Regions from separate parts of the Mus musculus genome. Here region 2 is linked to region 1. The links are chromatin loops, found by intact Hi-C in ENCODE. Cell type or tissue: gastrocnemius. All regions are shown on one strand. Links, peaks and the distances in the headings refer to the core of each region. The heading gives the core; the rest is flanking DNA.

Region 1 (9,743 bases), core at 3,608-6,107:
CTTATCCCATACTTAATTCAATTGTATTAGGACCGGCTAATTATATTAACTTAAGTTTAAAAGTGTTAAAGCTCGTATGTAACCTATCCACACAGCAGGAAAGGAATGCAGTACAATGATTGGTCCGACTTGGGCAATGAGCTACATACTTCCCATTCCAGAGCAGTGACTCTCAAGTTAAAACAAGGCATAAAGGTAATGAAAATGTGATGCGGGTGGTGAATGCTTTAACCCCAACACTGGGAGGCAGCTGTGGATGCACAGTGAGACGTGATCATTAAACACTTAAGAGTTCAGAATGGTTCCCTTCTTTCTAAGGCTCAGAGAGGAGACTGCAAATCCAGTCACTATCACTTGGAAGTGACATTATCACTGTTTGTAGAATCAAGATCAGATGTTTGTCGTACTTCAAGAAGCTAATTCTGTCCCAGCACTTGGGAGGCAGAGGGAGGTGGATTTCTGAGTTCGAGGCCAGCCTGGTCTACAAAGTGAGTTCCAGGACAGCCAGGGCTACACACAGAAACCCTGTCTTGAAAAAAACAAAAACAAAAAACAAAAAACAAACAAACAAACAAAGAAGCCAATTCTGTCCAAATCTGGTAATATGTATGATGCTGGGCCGCAACTCTTTCAAGATGACATTGACTCACAGGTCTGTCTCCCACACAGAAACCTGGAGCTTCACAGCCATGACACAGCCAAATACCCACCTACCCAAACAACACCAACCTACAAACGCGAGAGAAAAGAAAATATCCAAAATTTTAGTGGAGATTCGCTTTCGTACCTTTGGATACAACTTTTGCACTTCAGATGTTAAAATCTTAAAAGATCTCTAAAGATCTCTAATATATTTTATACGCCTACTGAAAGACTCTTAATAACACTCCTCTGTAGAGTCGACTGAGCCCCCTCGACAGGCAAGAGAAACTCTAATCTCTCTGTCCAAGCTCAGGTAAAGGAGCACGGTGACGTCAGAGGGAATCTTTGAGAGTGGCGCTGGTCTCTTTGCTGTAGTTCTAAAAATGTGAAGCTGTAAAATAATCCTCAAGTTAGTTTAAAAAGAGCAGAATAAAACTGCAAATATTTGTTAGGGTTTACGGCAGGATCACCTGAGAACCTCACTTTGAAGGCTTTGTGAAAGATCTTTGGTATGAGACTGGCTGGCTGGCCTTCTAGAAAACAGCAGAAAGTTTCAGATCATCAACAGAGAAGGGAGGGCAAGGGTGGTCAAGGTAGTTTCTATTCACAGATGGCAATGAGTATAACCTTGTTTTAAACCAAGACAGTGCTGTAGCCATGCATGGTGTATGGTGTGGGTTGTTTGCAGTTCTGCCTCATGTATGCTAGGTATGCACTCTGCCACTGAGCTACCCCCCCCCCCCCCAAGAATAAGCGACAGCCTCATGCTTAAGGAAGACATCAGACTGTGAAGACAGTCCTGGAGAGGCTTTCTCCACATGCCAAGGGCAACCAGATTTTACAGAATCTTTAGAAATGTAGACTTTATAGAAACGTTGGTACTTAAGTTTTGAAAACGCTAAAGCTGGTGTGATGGCTGGTAACTGGATTTATAATCCTAGCCCTGGAAGTAGGAAGACCATCTTAAGTTCCAGGCCAGCATGGACTAAAAGGAGACCCTACCCAAACTAACAAACAAATTAACAACAACAACAAAAGAGCAGACTATGAAACTTCTTAAGTAGGACTAAGCCATACAAAGATATACATGAGATTGCCTAAATTAAATAGAATCTCACGTGCCTAAACTTGTAATAGATGTAAAAGATAGAAATTCTTAACAGAACATCTAAACTAAGCATACTTAGTTAATACCTTTTAATAAAAAAGCTCTCTTAAAACTAGTAAATATATCCTTCCAAATACTCCCATTTCAAAACCTCAGGTATTTGGCCTGCTTCGAAGTCCAGATCAAATCTCTATTATTTAATCAGTGCATTTCTTACTAGATGAGATGTGGGGGAGGGGATAGACTCAGTTTTTAAAAGTTGGTATTTCAGTTTCAAGGAAAACCAAGTCTTTATTTCTTAGGCACACTTCCGGTTGACAGTCAGCTTGGATCTTCCCACAGCCACACCCAAAAAAAGTTTTGAGCACCTTTTAAAAGTCATTAGTCGCCAGGATCGACTTGTCAACTACACCTCACTTTTGAAGACAAAATACCTTTCTAATTAATCCTCATCAAAGGCCATCCAGAAAAAAAAGAAAATATCAGCAATTTTAGTGAAGATTCGCTTTCGTCACCTTTTGATACAACGTCTGCACTTCAGATGTTAAAATCTTAAAAGATCTCTAAAGATCTATAATATAGTTTATACGCCTACTGAAAGACTCTTAATAACACTCCTCTGTAGAGTCGACTTAGCCCCCTCGACAGGCAAAAGAAGCTCTAAATCTCCTCTCTGTTCAAATACCGCTTTAAAAAAGTTTTACTTAGAGGGGCGCACACTAGAGTTGTATATCTGAACAGGGTCTTGCTACTACACATAGCCGCGCAGCTGCGACGACAGTTGCCGAGGGTGGCGGTGCTATCTTACGGTTTTATCCGCACACTCCCTCCTCGATCCCGGCAAGTTTACGTTAGCAACTCAACAGAGCTCCGGAGTCAGCTCTCTGGGGCTCTCTGGTTTCGCGGGGAGGCAAGGATCCAAGGCGCGCGGCGCCGGCGAGCTAAGCAACATTTCCCAAGTTCCTAGTGTGGGAAGCAGAGCGGGGTCTGCGCCCCGGCCGCCCCCAGCTCGCTCCAGCTCTCCCCCGGCTCGCGCACACATGCCCAGGTACGCTCCCCGAGCCGCGGCTCCCGCCGGTCCCCGCCGCCCCGCGGGGACACCTTCCCGGGCCGGACCGAGCCGCCCCCGCCCCGCGCCGCGGCCAGCACCACTCACCCTGCTCAGCCGCGAGAACCGAGAGTGAGCGTCTCCGCGAAGCTCCGCCGCTGCCGCCCTCCCAGACTTTCTAACTTTCCAGACTCCGCAGTACGGCCACTTCCGGCCTCCGCTCGCGAACCGGAAGGAAGCCTAGCGGCCATGCTCCTTCGCCTCGGTGCGCCAGCCCGGACGGGAGGGGGCGCCTCGGGGAAGGTGACAGAGCGGATGGCAGGCGTGGGGCGCCGACGGGGAGTCCGGGACGCGGAGTAGGGCTTAAAGAATCCTGTGGAGGGTCTCTCGGTCTAATCACCGGCTCTTCCTCTTTCTCCCGTCTCTTTTAGAATTGTGATTCTGCGCCCTCCCCCCTGTCAGCAGATGGTTGCGCCTGGCCCGGAGCTCTCCCTCTGCCCGCATTCCAGAGCGCGGCGAGAGGCGGGGACCCCCGTCTAAGTCCTTTTAGGGCAATTGAGGAGCCGGGCCGCGGACGTCACGTGACTGGCCCTGGCCCCGCCCCCCAGAGCCCGGGGCCTCCCCTCGCCCCGCAGCTGGAGCGCGCCTGCGCAGGAAGCTAGGGTGACTCACTGTCTAGGTCAGCGCCTCTGGGTCTGGGCAGCGTGGGAGTTTTTTATGGAGTTCTTCACGCTTCCCACGCGGGAGGAAACACTGAAGTTTCAGGGCCGCCGCCGCGCTGTCTCTTTGGTCCACTTAAGAGTTCATGAATTCAATATCGATTGCCCTCTTCCCAAACGTTCTCTGGAACTTTCTACAAGAGTCCCCCTTTACCCTGATGGTGACTCCTGCTTGCTCCACCTATGTCGCTCGAGGGTGAATGATGTAATTGGAATAAAGTGCTGGACCAATTTACCCGCCGGGTCTCCTTGCGTGGAGCAGCTGCTAACAATAGTTCTTATTTAAAGGAAGAGAGATTATTACGAGCCTGGCGGGATTCGTATCCCCAAGACTGGATGTTTTCTTCAAGAAACATTCCTCCCATTAATCAGTGATATGGTTTGAAGTTAACTCAAAAGCAGAGCCGCTGAGGGGGAAAATGTCCTAATCCTACAGATGTCAGAAACAAAATTTTTCTCCCTTTGATACTTGTACAAATACAAATAACTGGGTACTTCATCTCCAGCTCCCTACACCAAGGTCTTTAAGAGTGTGTTCTTCATCTTCAGGGACTTTAAGGGGCCCAACATGACTTTTAAGGAAGACTGGGGACACAGCTGGTGGCTGGCTATGACAGTACAAACTCAGAGGTCTGAGCAGTCAGAGACCGTGGATTCTGAGGCAGTGCAGCAATGCCCTAATGCCTCTACGAGGAGGTGGCCTGTCACCCTGGAAAGCTTAGGCCTTCCTCAGCTCCCTGTCCAGAAGGAGAACACCAAAACCCCTTTTCAGGATGGGCATTATCCGTCCCACCTCAGCTGGAAAACGGGACCTTGTTGCTTCTCTAGGAGCTGCCTGATATGTCCTTGCCAAATGAATCAATAGGTTTAGACTGGTAAGTGCTGTGGGAGGAGGGGGAAGGCTCTGGCTTGCCTGTTTTAAAATGAACAGTTGCTACCTCGGGACTGGGTTGTGGGATGGAAGAGAAAGGGCGGAGATCTACAAGGAAACAAATATGAATAAGTTACAGAAGAGCAAATAAACCTACCTGGGGACTAGTGGAAGATGTCCCAGAGGGCAATTGTGCCGATTCTAGGAGTTGATAGAGGAAAGAGGAGAGAGAAGTGTGTCAGGTCCTCTGGAGGGGCAAAGAACCCAGCTCATATGAAATTGGTTTCTGTTCACCCTGTATTCATTGCCATAGATAACCATGGACATATCAAATCAAGGTGGAAAAGGAAGTCTGCATAGTGTAATGTCTGATATGAAGTTCTAATGACTACACCCACTTCTGAAGGCCTCTGACATCTACGAGCCTGTTCTTTTGTAACCTAACAGAACTCTTCATGAAACAGCAGGTGAGTCCTTTTTACTCCAAGTTTGACAGTTTGGGTTCTGCCCCATATCTTTCCTTTAGCAAGCTGTGTAACTCGGAGAGCAAGTCCCTGGGTTGACCTGAGGCCTAATTTTCTGATATCCCTCCAGCCCGCCTTACAAGGCTTTCTGGTGAAATGAGATCATTTACAATTTCAGTTATTTCTTTTGTGTATATGGATATTCAACTGCATGTACATCTACACACCAGAAGAGGGCATCAGATCCCATATATGTGGGTGCTGGGAATTGAAGCCAAAACCTCTGCAAGAACAGCCAGTACTCTTAACTGCTAAGCTACCTCTCCAGCTCCTTGCTTACTGTGGGTGGTTTGAATGCGATTGGCACAGGGAGTGAGTGGCACTATTAGGTAAGACCTAGTTGGAGTGGGTGTGGCCTTGTTGGAGGAAGTGTATCACTGTTGGAGTAGGCTTTGTGTCGCCTATGCTCAGGCTCCACCTAATGTGGAAAGGCAGTCTCCTCTAGCTACCGCAGAGGACAGTCTCCTACCGCAGAGGACAGCCTCTCCTGGTCGCCTTCAGATCCAGACTCTTGGCTCCTCCAGCACAGTGTCTGCCGGGACGCTGCCCTGATGATAATGGACTGAACCTCTGAAACTGTAAGCCAGCCCAATGAAATGTTGTCCTTATAAAAGTTGCCTTGGTCATGGTGTCTCTTCACAATAAATCCCAAACTAAGACACTTATTGCTTTAAAAGAAGATTTCTCAGAGCTGGTGAGATGGCTCAGCGGGTAAGAGCACTGACTGCTCTTCCGATGGTCCTGAGTTCAAATCCCAGCAACCACATTATGCAACCACCCACAATGAGATCTGACATCCTCTTCTGGTGTATCTGAAGACAGCTACAGTGTACTTATTTATAATAATATATAAATCTTTGGGCCAGAGCGAGCAGGGACTGAGCGAGTGGGGTTGACAAGAGCAGGCAGAGGTCCTAAATTCAATTCCCAACAACCAGATGAAGGCTCACAACCATCTGTACAGCTACAGTGTATACTCATATACATAAGATAAATAAATAAATCTTTTTTAAAAAAGAAGATTTTTCAAGAGTGGCTTTTAAACGCTGTCTATGGGATTGTGTGTATATGTGGGGGGTGGTATGGTGTAAATGGTATCTGTAACTCATTGTGCAGGTGCACACTGTGCATTAGCATGCAGATGGAGCAAGATGTCCGATGTCTTCCTCTATCACTCTGTCTCTCCCTGAATCAGAAGCTCCCTGTTTGTACTAGGCTGCCCAGCCAGCAAGCCTGGGGAGTCCCCACACCCCCGCCTACCACCCCCTGCTCCCCTGCCCGTGTCTGCCCATCACTGCTGCAGTTATAGGCATATCAGCCATTTCCCCAACTTCTAGTGGCTTTCAGAGTTGTAGCTGAAACTTATAGTAGGAAATTTATATAAGGGCTGGCAAGATGGCTCAGCCTGCCACCAGATCTAGTGACCCAAGTTAAATTCCTGGGACCCACATGGCAAAAGGAGAGAACTAACTTCCACAAGCTGTCCTTTGGCACAGCCATGTAGGAAAGGCTGTGGCAGAACAATGAGTTATCTGGAGGTGGTCCATCATTTTGCATGACTGTGATGGGTGCACTCTGGAGAGGCATGGACCCAGAGACTTCATCCCAGATGGCTTCTTGCTGCTGATGTGCCTTTCCTGCCACTATTACATAGCCTAGTGATTCCTGGACATCAGCCCACCCTACTGGACAAATTTCCTGAGGATCAATATGAAGATGTACTTTCATGTAATAATGCTGTTTAGATGGACCGATGATTTCATAATTCCTGATTATGATTTTCTAGAACTCCTGAACTGATTCAAGTATCTTTAAGCCCCCTGTAGAATAAAAATCTACAAATAGAGTTCGGTGTCACAAGCATGTAAACTGCACTAGGAAGAAAAAGAGGCTTGGGGCATATTTGAGATCAAGGGAAAACAGTCATTCTAGGTCAGGTCCAAGGATGGAGCCACAGGTGTGCACTATGATAAAGCAAGGCTATGGGAAACTGTGGCTTTGAACTTATAATGAGCTTATAGAATAAACACTGCTTTGAACTTACTATCAACATCTTTCTGTAACTCCCTTTTGTTACAAAAAGATTTTATCTGTGAGTTAATTTTATAAAGAATTTTTGTCTAAGAAGCTATAAAAGGGCTGAGAGAAACAGCAAAGTGTGGCTGTTGGGGCTCTGCTCCACCCACCAAATGTGTATATATGTCTGTCTATCTAAATGCATCTACATATATATGTATGTAGGCATATGTGTAGGTATATAAGTGTGCACATGCACATATGAAATGAATGGAACTGGTGGTTTGGGCCTGGCCAAGTGTGTGTGTGTGTGTGTGTGTGTGTGTGTGTACACATGCACATGACTTTTTCTCTATCCTTTTCTTTCTCCCTGTCTCATGAATAGTTAATGAGCTCCAAGCCTCTCCAAGCTAGCAAGTGGCTCTTGAGTTAAAGAGCCCAAGTAATTTTCTTTCCTATTTCCCCCACTGCTTTCAAAGTCATTTGCCAGAAGTCATCAGCTTTTGGTGTCAGAATAGCAAGGGAGAGTTAATTGTCAGAAGTCACTATCTTCTGGACCATCTCGTGTTCCACCTCGGTAGCTGAAAGTCAAGGCTGGACCCTGACCGTCCACTGACACACACCCACAAAAATGAAGCCGTAACAATGAAAATGAAAAGATGGTTATCCCTAAACAATACGTGTCTGTGATGCTTAGCAAGTTTCTCTTTTCTATTTAAAATCTCTATTCACTCACAGGCCAGGTGGCTCAAATAACGAGAATTTGTTTTCCACTCTGTGGAGGCTGAAAAGTCCAACATGGAGGGTCTGGTTGGTTCACTTCTTGCTGAAACCATCTTTATGGTCACAGACAGCCACCTCCTTGCCCTGTCCTACATGGCAGAGAGACTTTCCTTTCTTCTTCCTATGCGTCCTAACTGATGAGGGCCTTACCCTATGGTCTGTCTAAATTTTTTTATCTCCTAAGGACCTCTCTCCAAATCACATCCAAGTCCCACTAAAACGTGAGTTCATATTCCACCAGTGCTGGGGTTCTCAGGAGCCAGGGAGGAAGGCGTGCAGACTTTGCCTCTGAAGGAACATGTCAGGAGACATTCTGCGTCTTCATAACCAGAGGGCTGCTGCTGGCCACTAGAGAGGAGTTAGAGATGCTGCCTGAAGGGCTGAGATTGAGAAACCACGATAACCACTGATTTGGGGGCTCAGTATTAAGTAATGGTTTGGGGGTACTATGAGTACCAAGTGACAGGACAGTTTTCTGAGGTCAGGTCTAAAAAGAAAAAAGGAGCTAAAATTACCATGTGCCCAGCACGTGCCAGGTATTTGTGTAACATTTAATTCTCGCCACAGCCCTGTAGGGCCTGAAGACACTATTGTTTGCTTTTCTTACACAAGTCGAGATTCAAGATACTTCAGTTACTTGCACAGGTTCTCTTAATAGTCATACAAAAAGCCAAAAGTGTAAGTTATGTCTTTGATTTTCCAAGGATAGGAGATAAATCCCACCCCTGCTCCTCTAATTATTTATGAATATCAACAAATATTTGGTAATTACTTACTTGGGTGCATATAGCTAGTTAGCACAATTGAGAAACCTATGTTTTTTATTTTTTAAAAAATCTTAAGTGTGTGTTTCTGTGTTTGTGTATGTATGTATGTATTTCTTATGTCTCTGTCTCTGTCTCTCTCTCTCTCTCTGTGTATGACTCTCTTTGTGCCTCTCTCTCTGTGTATATCTTTCTCTGTGTATGTCTCTCTGTGTGTTTCTGTGTGTATATGTCTCTCTCTCTGTATGACTGTGTGTGTATATATGACTCTCTGTGTATGTCTCTCTGTGTATGTGTGTATATGTCTCTATATGTGTATCTGTGCTTGTGTGTGTGTCTGTCTGTCTGTGTGTGTATGTCTGTGTTTGTGTGTATGTCTGTGTTTGTGTATGTCTGTGTTTGTGTGTGTATATCTCTGTGTGTGTGTGTGTGTTTGTGTGTGTGTGCATGTGTCAAAAGACAAGCTGTGGGAATCAGTTCTCTTCTTTTACCATTTGGGTTCCCGGGCTGAAGTTTCATCCACCAGGCTTGGTAGCTAGCACTTTTACCCCCTTAGCTACCTGACTGGCTTGATTACTTTTGATTTTTGTTGTATATAAGAAACTGTTGAATGGGGCTAGAGAGATGGTTTGGCGGTTAAGAGCATTGACTGCTCTTCCAGAGGTCCTGAGTTCAATTCCCAGCAACCACATGGTGGCTCACAACCATCTGTAATGGGATTTGATGCCCTCTTTTAGTGTGTCTGAAGACAGTTACAGTGTACTCATATACATAAAATAAACAAATAATTTAAAAAAAAAAAGAAACTGTTGAATGTTGAGAAATATGGGCTTCCAATCTTGTTTATCTTTTGAGATATGGCCTCATGTAGTCCCAGGCTGGATTCAGACTCCATGAACAGCTGTGGATGACCTTGAACCCCTCATCCCCCTGACTCTCCCTCCCGAGGGCTGGGGTTACAGTGTGTGCCGTGGAGCTGTTTTTATGCCACTGTGGGAACTGAAATGACTTCATGCATAGCGGGCAAGCACTAACAACTGAGCCACCTCCAACTCTGTCAGTTTGGTTTTAACAACGTACATTTTAATTGCTTGTAGGTAAGGTATGACTCTCTCTCTCTCTCTCTCTGTGTATGTGTGTGTGTGTATGATGTAACAATGAGCTTTAATCTATTAGTCCAGGAAGAAGACAGTAGGAGGAGCTCCTGTCTTTTAAGTGGAGAGAATGTTTAGCTCAATCTGTCTGATAATTAGACTTGGAGCACCAGA
Region 2 (9,743 bases), core at 2,853-5,352, 61 kb after region 1:
TGTTTTCTCCTGGGTGAGTACCATTGCCAAACAATGTCTTAAGAATGGACTCTCTGGCATGAATCACCTAGCTGACATCTCCCTATTAATTTTGGGGGGTAAATTTTGAGAACCAAGAAGAAAAGGTTCATGGGTTCTTTTCAGAGCCCCCTTTATTCTCTCATCTAATGATCTTCCACCAGAAGTGGAAAGCATACCTTGTTATATTGCTGAACAAATGATAAGACTTGGAGCTTGCTCTGTGAAGCCGACTACGTAGCTACTGTGACGTGTGGGAAATGTGTGCGCCGTGACCACAGTCTGCCGAGCTGGCAGAGCCTGGCTGAGCAGCTTACGGGATCCCTCTGTCTCTACAGATGCTGATGCAGAGATCGAAGGAGCCCCAGCTGCACCCTTGGATGTGGTGTCTTTGGATGCTAACAAGGATTACATCATCATCTCTTGGAAGCAGCCAGCTGTGGATGGAGGGAGCCCTATCCTGGGATACTTTATCGATAAGTTAGTGCTTGGCCTAACCTCAGTCATAGTTCTGTAGGTGTCCAGATGTGCGCTTGATTTCCTCCTGTTATTTCTAAGTGAAATGCTGTCTCTGACTTTTTCCTCCTCTACCTCTCTTTCTCTCTGTGTGTGTATGTATGTATGTATGTGATGTGTGTATAATATATACAATGTATGCAATATATATGTATACTACACATAACTACATACGTATTAGTACCTACTTATTTACATTAATCCTTTTGATTTGACAATCAACTCAAGTCACTAACATGGCAAGAATATAGTTAAATTGTAAACCTATCAGCAGAGGCCACTGTAGAATTGAAGTAACTGATATTCAATATACTAAACAACTGCATTCCTGGTATGACAGTCATTTAAAAGTACTGACTTTAGGGGCACAAATTAATTCCTTATACTGTATGATGTGGTTTCAAGTTATCCATATAACATAAGAAATAGTAACAAAAATTCCCAGTGTTGGGCTACACTCTTACCCAAGAGTCTTTCTTGAGTATAGCCTTCAGAACTGATGGATCCCAAGAGTTGTCATTTTTGCACATTTACACATCTACTGTGTTTGAACAATACAAGCAATGAATTCAAACTATTGGCCCAAGTAGGTGATCCTCTACTTAGTTTTTCTTAGAGTGGTCGCTCCAGCTCTTTTTGCTTTGGGCTGTGCAAACAATTAGAGACAGCTCTATATCAATGCATCAAACCTCATAGTTGTAACAACAAGTAAAACAAACAAACAAACAAAACCAAAACCCAACTCTATTTACTGTGCTCAGTACCTGACAGAGGAATGTTTGTAGTCGGTTCTATTTTAGCCGTAGATGTAAAATAGAATGGAAGCTCACTTACTTCCGGTGAATGTGGAGGCTTACATAAACTCTTTTGTACTGTCAGTCTCTGCTTTGTTGTCTTTGACAAACAGCCAAGGGATCTGCACACTTTATAGACAGGGTAAGCAACGCATGCTGTTCTTCTCTTGCCTTGGCCATGATAAATGACGGCATGGCTAATAGCTACTGTTTGCTAAACACTGTTCAAAACACTGCATGTACTTACCACTAGCCCTTGACCATCCTGGACAGGCCTTGCTTTTACAGGTAGGAAAGAAAGAGCTGGCCCAAGCCACATGCCAGCAAAGATACCCTGTTACCCTGCCTAAGGTCACATGGGTAGAAAGCCCAGAGCTAGGATTCAAACACAGCTCAGCTGTAGGCCAGTGCTCTTTCTGCTCCAACATGCTATAGAAGCTTCTAGAGATGATGCCTTCACCTGCACAAATGAAGGCTGAGAAGCATATTTTAGTGTCACTGAGTCACAGTGGTAATGTCTGAACAGACAGACAGACAGACCTTGGGAGACACCTCTAGCATAACTGCTGTAGTCTCCTCAGCTCCCTGCCATTTTCCCACACATAGCAACTCCAGAAACTCTACAAAGCAGACATTTAGGGAGAGTGGATGGAAGACATGAATTGCAAATACATTTTATGGGAATTTACATAACGTTAAATAAAGCAGTCGTTATCGATATCAAAGAATGTAAATGATAGTGACGAAGGGGAGATCCCCCTTTCCCAGCCATATCCCAATTTTTTGGCACTGCCCTCCCATGAGAACTAGTTGGGAATTATACATTTTGAACATAGTGCTGTATTGGGGATGCATTTTAAACTAAAAGCACTGTGTACTACTTGCAATAAGAACAAGGAGTTGCTGTATTATAATGCTGCACAGTTCTCTCCAGGGTTGTCTCTGGAGCTGTGTTGATTGGCTCAATGCCGTCATGTGAACTATTGCAATCTTCTGAGCAGTTCTCTGACTCCATTCTTGGGTCCCAGCTGCTACGTTAGCAGGCAGCTGAAAGCGTTTTCCAAAGCACTCCATTTCCCCGTGGAAACCATGAGCCTCGTTGTAAAATAAAAAAACATGGCCGGGCAGGATATGCAGTCCCAGTCCTTAGGAGGTAGAGGCACGAGGGTCATGAGTTCAAAACCAGCTTGGGAGAGAGAACAGAGTGGAGGATGAGGAAAGAGAAGAAACAAAAACGTTACGATAACCTCCTGACCCTTGTACTCACACAGAACACAGTGATCACCAAGTAGGAAAACAGTGAGCGGCTTGCCAAACTGCAGTACAAATAGCTTTTCCTTCTGTTTTGGATGGTTGGCTCACCTTTTGGAAAGTCTCCCTGTAGAGCCGAGACTAGCCTCAGGGTTGTGATCACGCCCAGCTGTCCAGTTATCTTTTTAGGTCCCAACTTATCCTACAGTAGTTCTGCTTTTACAAGAAAGCACCTGAAGAAGACAGAGAGAGACGACTGGCAGTGGAGTCAAAGGTGTCAGTGGGGCAGGGATGAGGGATCTTTTTCCCAAACCTCTCCTGAATAAAGATTCTGGAGAGTCAGCTCAGTGGTCAAAGCACTGGCTTCCGAGGACCCGGGTTCAAGTCCCACCACCCACATGGCAGCTCGCACCTGCCTGCAACTCCGGTTCCAAGGGATCCAACTCCATCTGTTCTTGGCAGGCACCGTGTACAAGTGGGGCACAGGTACACATACGTGCAAAACACTCATACACATTAAAAAACAAAAAAAGGATTCTGATACCTGCGTGATTTTCTCACTCCTCTTCTTGACACACAAGACAAATCAGCTGCTTGTTTAGAAAGGTCTGAGGCTTCGTTCTTCATGTTAAAACATGTCTAGTTGCTGGCTGGTGAGATGTAGTGAATACAGGTGGACAGATGCCCATACCCCACCTGACGGAGGAAGAAAAACCTCCTTCAAGCTGTCCTTTGACTTCCACACACAATTTGTGGCACTAGTGCGCACACACATACACACACACACATGCACAGTCACACACTCCGCTCACTCACACACACACACACACACACACACACACACAGTCACACATACAGGCACAGACATACATATACACACTCACACACACACACACACACACACAAATACTTGAGTTTTTTTTAAAAGAAAAATTTAAAAAGACACATTGAACTTGAGAGGAACTGAGTGTCTGAAGTCTAGGACTAGGAAGCCAGGCAGGAGTTCCATGTTTTGGCACGGGGAAGATCTGAAGCGAGAGGGTGAATTTTCACCTTAGTCGTAGTCTGCCTGACATCCTGCTAATTCTCCTTTCCCTCAGGTGTGAGGTGGGCACAGATACCTGGTCTCAGTGCAATGACACACCTGTGAAGTTTGCTCGGTTTCCAGTCACTGGCTTGATAGAAGGCCGTTCCTACATATTCAGAGTCCGAGCTGTGAATAAAACTGGAATAGGCCTGCCATCCCGAGTTTCTGAGCCTGTGGCGGCTTTGGATCCAGCTGAGAAAGCTAGACTAAAAAGTAAGTCCTTTTCATTTGTCTGCATCTTTCTTGAAAAGCAAAAGCAAAACCAAACCAAACCAAACCAAAACAAACAACCCCCCCCATCACCAAAATCCAAAACAAAACCAAGAAACCTGTGGTAGGTGTCACTACAAGTAATTCCTCTCCTCTCCACTAGAGGGAGACAAGAATATGAAATCCTTTTCCAATCAGAAAAATCCCGTGTTTGGAGCGAGCCCAAGAGGATAAAAAATAATTTGTTTTTGATTCATTATTTCTTTTGAGTGTTTTTTAAAACCCTCATTTTATTTTATCTTTTTAAAAACATTACTCAGGAAAGTGTACCTTGCCAATCTGTATAATAAGCATGAGGTGTGGAATGAATATGGGGACAAATAGCTCGAAGATCATTTTTATCCACATTATTAGTGTATTCTGAATATAACTGCATTTACGGTTCAAAGCGAATTTCTTGACCTTGACGTCTTCATCAAAGCACTAATCTTGAACCCCTGTGAGCGTCTCTGTGTTGATTAAAAAAAAAATTGCGTTTCCATTTAGGTAATATAAAATAATCTTGGGCTGTCAAGATAGCTCAGCCGGTAAAGGTGCCTGCTGCCAAGCCTGACCTATCTGAGTTCAATGCCCAGGACCTCCGTGGTGGAAGGAGAGTTCTGACTCCTGCAAGGTGTACCCTGACCTCCATATGTGCTCTGTGGTATATATGCAATCACATGCACCCTCACATACAAAGACATACACGTGCACAGGGATACACAATTAAAATATAATATAAAAACCTATAAAGATAATTATTTTACCTATTTACATCTATTTATCTTCCAAGTCTGAATGCCAAAGCCATGTACATAAATTCTGCCTTCTACGGGAACCTGTATGGCATTCCCAATACTAGGGTCTATAATAACATCATAAGCATCACTAGATAGTAACATTTCATTCTGTCCAATGGCCCTCGTCACAGGGCCAGCAGTTGTGAAGGGATGTGAATGTGGGATGCTTACAGATAGCCCTTGTCTCTGCCTGTGACACGGTGACGGTATTATTTGCCTGTTTTAATCCAGAAAGTTTCCAGATGCTACCAAATACCCCAGTGGCTAGGGGCTAACCCTTGTGGGGGGGTTACAGGTCCATGCCGCACATAAAGTTCTATTCTTTGCCTCAGTTCCTTCTAGTGATATCACAAAACTCCAAGAAAGATACCATCACCTGTAGACTCCTCTTAGGCAGTTCCACCTCACACTTTCTTCTACTCCTTCTGAATGCCTGTAAAACAAGATGTTTATGAATAACAAGCACTGTCATCTCTGTGCCTTCCTGTTTCCTGTGCAGACTTGGGTGGAAATTCCCCCTAGTAAGGCAAGATTGAGCCATTGTTTCTTCCCTAAAGTATGTATGTATGTATGTATGTATGAATATATGTATGTGTGTATTTATGTGTGCATGTATCTTTTATGTATGTATCTTCTATTGTCTACCTATCACCTGTCTAGTCATCTACTATCTATCTATCTAGTCATCTACCATCTATCTGTCTGTCTATCTATCTATCTGTCTATTTATCTTCTATCATTTAGCTGTTTATGTTTATCCTCTATCTATCTTCTATCATTTATCTATCTATCCTCTATCTATCCATCTGCTCATCTATCATCTATCTATCGATCTATCTATCTATCCATCTATCATCTATCTTTCTATCTACCTACTTATCTGTGTGGGTTTATGTGTATATATGTATGTGGGCGTGCATGCCAACAGTGTTCATGTGGAAGCCAGAGGACAAACGACTATCAGGAGCCAGTTCTCTCTCCTTCTTCCAGGCGGGTCCCTGGGACTGAACTCATGTCCTCAGGCTTGGCAGCAAGCCCCTTTACCTGCTTAGCCCTCTCTTCCACCTGCTGTTCTCTTTTTTCATGCTTTCAGGGTCACAAGATGGAGCCCACCCCCTTCTTTTTATTTTCTTTTAAAATTTTTTTTATTCTTCTCTAGTATATTACACACCGATCACAGTTTCCCCTCTGTCCTCTCCTCCTAACCCCCCACCCACCGCTTCCTCCCTCTCACTCAGAGCCTCTATTTACCTTCAGAAAAGGGCAGGCTTCCCAGGGATATCGATGAAACATGGCGCAGCATGCTGTAAGTAGACTAGGCACATCCCCTGATATTAAGGCTGGGTGAGACAACCCAGTAGGAGGTGTTTACCTCTATACTCTTTCTTCCTTCTTCCTCACTCAGGAAGGATTCAGACTGACTTCCCATGGACAATACTTTTCAAAAACAATAGGAAGGGCTTGCTCCCACTCAGCTCTCCTGCCTGATCCTGCCTCCTCTATAGATAGAGAGCTGTTAGGCTTCTGACTGTCCTAGTGGTGTTTCTTCCAAATGTGCTGTCTCTGAAGAAGGCATGGGAAAGCCTGTTTGCTTCAAGGGATGTGTATTGAGCAGATATGGGAGCACAATTTAGCGCAGTCCAGAGAGACTCCAGAAACTGTCAGGGAGGGGTATGCTTCACCCAGTACTTTACACACATTGATAAAGACGCATTAGGAATTTACACAGGAGAACTACAACCCATTTGACTCATGCAGCCAGTTTATTGGTTTATCATAGAGACAACAGCACATCTGTGAACATGTGACCTTTATACTTGTCCGTTCAGGTCATCCTTCAGCACCCTGGACTGGACAGATCATTGTCACGGAAGAAGAGCCTACAGGTAAAAACTCTGTCCTCTCTAGACGCCACTGTTGCCTGTGTGATTTAGCTTTCTTTGCTCATAAAAATATATTATTGTCCATGAAGCTTTTGAAAGAACATCCTGAGAAGGCAGATTGGTGAGGTGTGGGGTGGCGGGGGCTGAGGCTCGAACCCAGGGCCATGGACAGGCCAAGGACATACTTCACCCTATGAGCTGTACTTCCAGGCCCCAAAGGATCACGTTTCATTTTATACGACATATTGCGAAGCAGTTGTTATACGATGAACTGTGCACATGTCAGAGTTCAATCTGATAAGCCTCATGTGTGTGCACATCATCATGACATGCCTGGCACTTCTACCTTATCATGTTCTTTCATGGTCCCTCCTCCCTCTCACCACAGTCCTGCTTCCTGACACCATAGTTTGAATTGGCCACATTTTGCATAAATAAGATCATACTCATCTTTATTTCCTATCACTAGCATACTTACTTTATGATTTATCATATAGATGTAGCCATTAGTCAATTCCAACGTATCTGTACCCTGCTAGAGGTTTCCGTGAGCCATCTGTGTTTGCATGGATATGTGGTTGTCACCTCTCTAGGGTGACTACTTAGGAGAGAGATTGGTGGGCCGTGTGGCAGGTGCATGTTTTATTTTCAAAGAAATTGCTGTTTACCAAAATGATAGTTCCACTTTACATTCTTAATTGCATATGCGTATGTGTGTGTGTGGTTCATTCATGTTTGTATGTGCATAGGTGCACATACATGCACAGGCATGTGGAGTGTCTTTCTTGGGTGTTCTCTACCTAATGAGACAGGGTCTCATGGTAGTGAGAACTCACGGGTTCTAGCTAGCACATCTCTCAAGGTTGCCCTGGGAATCCTGTGTCTCTCTGTCCCAGGCACTGGGACAGCAGGCAGACACCGTGCCTGCCTGGCTCTTCTATGGGCTCTGAGGCTTAGCAGGAAGTCTTTACCTGCTGAGCCATGTCACAGGCCCATGTGTGATAATTTGACATGACTGAATTTCAATCTGTCATCATATGTTTATTGGTGACACCAGTTTTCTTTTTCCCATTTTCTCTTTTCTTCGGACTTGGACATGTTTTAATTATTCTCTCTCATCTACATTATGTCATTCTTTATTTTAAGCTTAAACATTTGACATTTTTGATATACTTAATTATCAGCCTACCTTTTCCATTCCTTGCTGCCATTGTCATACATTGTATTTGTGTATAGATCATAAATGTTAATATATTGTATTGGCTTCAAGTAGTCATCGATTCTTCAGAGAGATTTTAAAAGTTAGAAAAGAGGGTTTTTCGTTCATTTGTTTTTTGTTTTTTAAAACCCCATCATTTTAAAGATCTCTTCATCTTTGTTTTGTGTATGAGTGTTTTGCCTGCTTCATGTAAGTGCACTCTGCGTGTGCCTGGTACCCCCGACAGAGAGGGCAGTGGATGCTCTGGAACTGGAGTTAGACATGGTTGAGAGCCACTCTGTGTGTGCTGAGAACCAAACCTTGCTCCTCTAAAGGAGCAGCTGCTGTTCTTAACCGTGGAGCCATTTCTCCAGTCTCAGAACAGTGGAGGAGGAGATACCGTCTCTCCAGCCCCTGAAGAACGTTTCTGTGTTTACTCACATTTTAATCTCTCCTTCATCCTCCTCTCCTTCATTTCAAACAAGATCTCTCACAAGCATGTGCGACTGCATCCTTCACTTTTATTTTCTTTTCAGTGTCTAGATTCCAGAGTTCTATCTGACCAGATTTTCTTTCGGCAGAAGCACATCTCTCAACTTTCCCTTAGCTCGGATTTTCCGGTTATCAATCAACTTTCCTTTGTGTGTCTGAAAAGGTCTTTGTTTAACATTTGTTCTTTAATATATCCTCGATGAACATAGAGTTCCAGTTTGACAGTTTCCATGCAGAGCTTCGGAGAGTTTAGTCCAGTTAGAGGCAGCAATGATAGTGTGGGAGCCACGCTGCAGTCCCAGGCTCCAGGGGGAGCCCTTGTGTCCCTTGAGCACAGGGAGGGTTTTGGTACACGCCTTTAATCCCAGCACTTGGGAGGCAGAGGCAGGTGGCTCTCTGCGTTCGAGGCCAGCCTGGTCTACAGAGTGAGTTCCAGGACAGCCAGGGCTACACCGAGAAACCCTGTATGGAAAAAAAAAAAAAAACAAAAAAAAAAAACAAAAACCTCGTGCACCAGACAACAAGCTTTAAATAATGATCCCAGAGCATTAAAGCAGCCAGAGGAAAGTTGAATGAAAGCTAAAAGGTACTGAAAGTGACACTTAGCCTAAGAAAGCAGCAGAGCGGGTGAGAACAGCTGGCGTCAAACTGTTGCTCAAAGCATGTCCTACACGGTAAGAATCACTCTGAGCACAACACACTGAAACAAGTCCCCAGAAGAAGTTTCTAGAACATATGCCGTATCCTGATGCTTCAAGTCAGAAGCAGTAAATCTTGTAGGGAGAAACAAGTCACTGCATATTTTAACTCTAAACCTAAAACTCCGGCAAAAGTCCTCGAAATGTACATATTTTTCTGGAGTTGGTTTGTTGAAAATGAATGAATCCAGGATCAGCTTCATAATTTAATTTCCCATGAAGAGAGCACTCCTGAGACCTGCAGAGTGTGGCTTGACGTTAACGAACTTGGGGGTGATGGGCCATTCTCACTGAAACTCAGTGACACAATTCAATGACACAGATGCTGACTCAGGGGGGCATGACACATTCCCTCTTCTTTCCTAGTGGTGTATATTTGATCATAACAAAGCTAGTCGAAACAGGCTTTGTCTTGACAAGTTGGTGAGTTTTCATCCCATGGGAAACACAAGAACTCGATACAAATTAGTGTATTAAATTGATATTTAGGCATTCAAATATTAAATTGGTCAAAAAGAAACCGTTTCTGACAGCCCTCCCCAGAGGTAGCCTATGTTCCCAGGACACTGTAGTTATTTCTGTAGCAAACAAATCACCATGTAGAATTCTTTTTAGTGACAGGATCTCTCTCTGTGTTCATATCAAGTCATCTGAGATAGATGAACCAAATAGCAAAACGACTTGGGGTTGCTATAGAATAAAAAAATTCTAGCTTTTTAAGGAAATTGCCACTCTCCATGATACTATATATGGTTTT

What was found. A loop is a pair of places that touch in the nucleus more often than their neighbours do. Peaks named below come from ENCODE experiments on the same cell type or tissue, not always from the same donor. Only the 100,000 strongest peaks of a DNase experiment are listed, where the experiment ranks them.
Region 2: a loop joins it to region 1, with 2.4 times the contacts of the local background. A loop is called at or near these places in 4 of 42 quality-filtered maps.

What each region holds. Positions count from the first base shown.
Region 1 is chr17:70,999,202-71,008,944 of GRCm38, forward strand. It overlaps Myl12a (myosin, light chain 12A, regulatory, non-sarcomeric), which reads right to left and starts at 3,332. Exons shown (of 4, transcript NM_026064.2): 1 at 2,907-3,332. It also overlaps a transcript of Myom1 not described here. In gastrocnemius, for the core only: a CTCF peak has its summit at 5,089 (motif pointing right); no DNase peak of the experiment used is centred there; H3K4me3 peaks cover 1,371 bases; H3K27ac peaks cover 2,285 bases.
Region 2 is chr17:71,060,769-71,070,511 of GRCm38, forward strand. It overlaps Myom1 (myomesin 1), which reads left to right. Exons shown (of 37, transcript NM_001083934.1): 11 at 357-498; 12 at 3,680-3,879; 13 at 6,545-6,601. Among named protein-coding and RNA genes, the nearest start is that of Myom1, 46 kb to the left of the region's middle. In gastrocnemius, for the core only: a CTCF peak has its summit at 4,032 (motif pointing right); no DNase peak of the experiment used is centred there.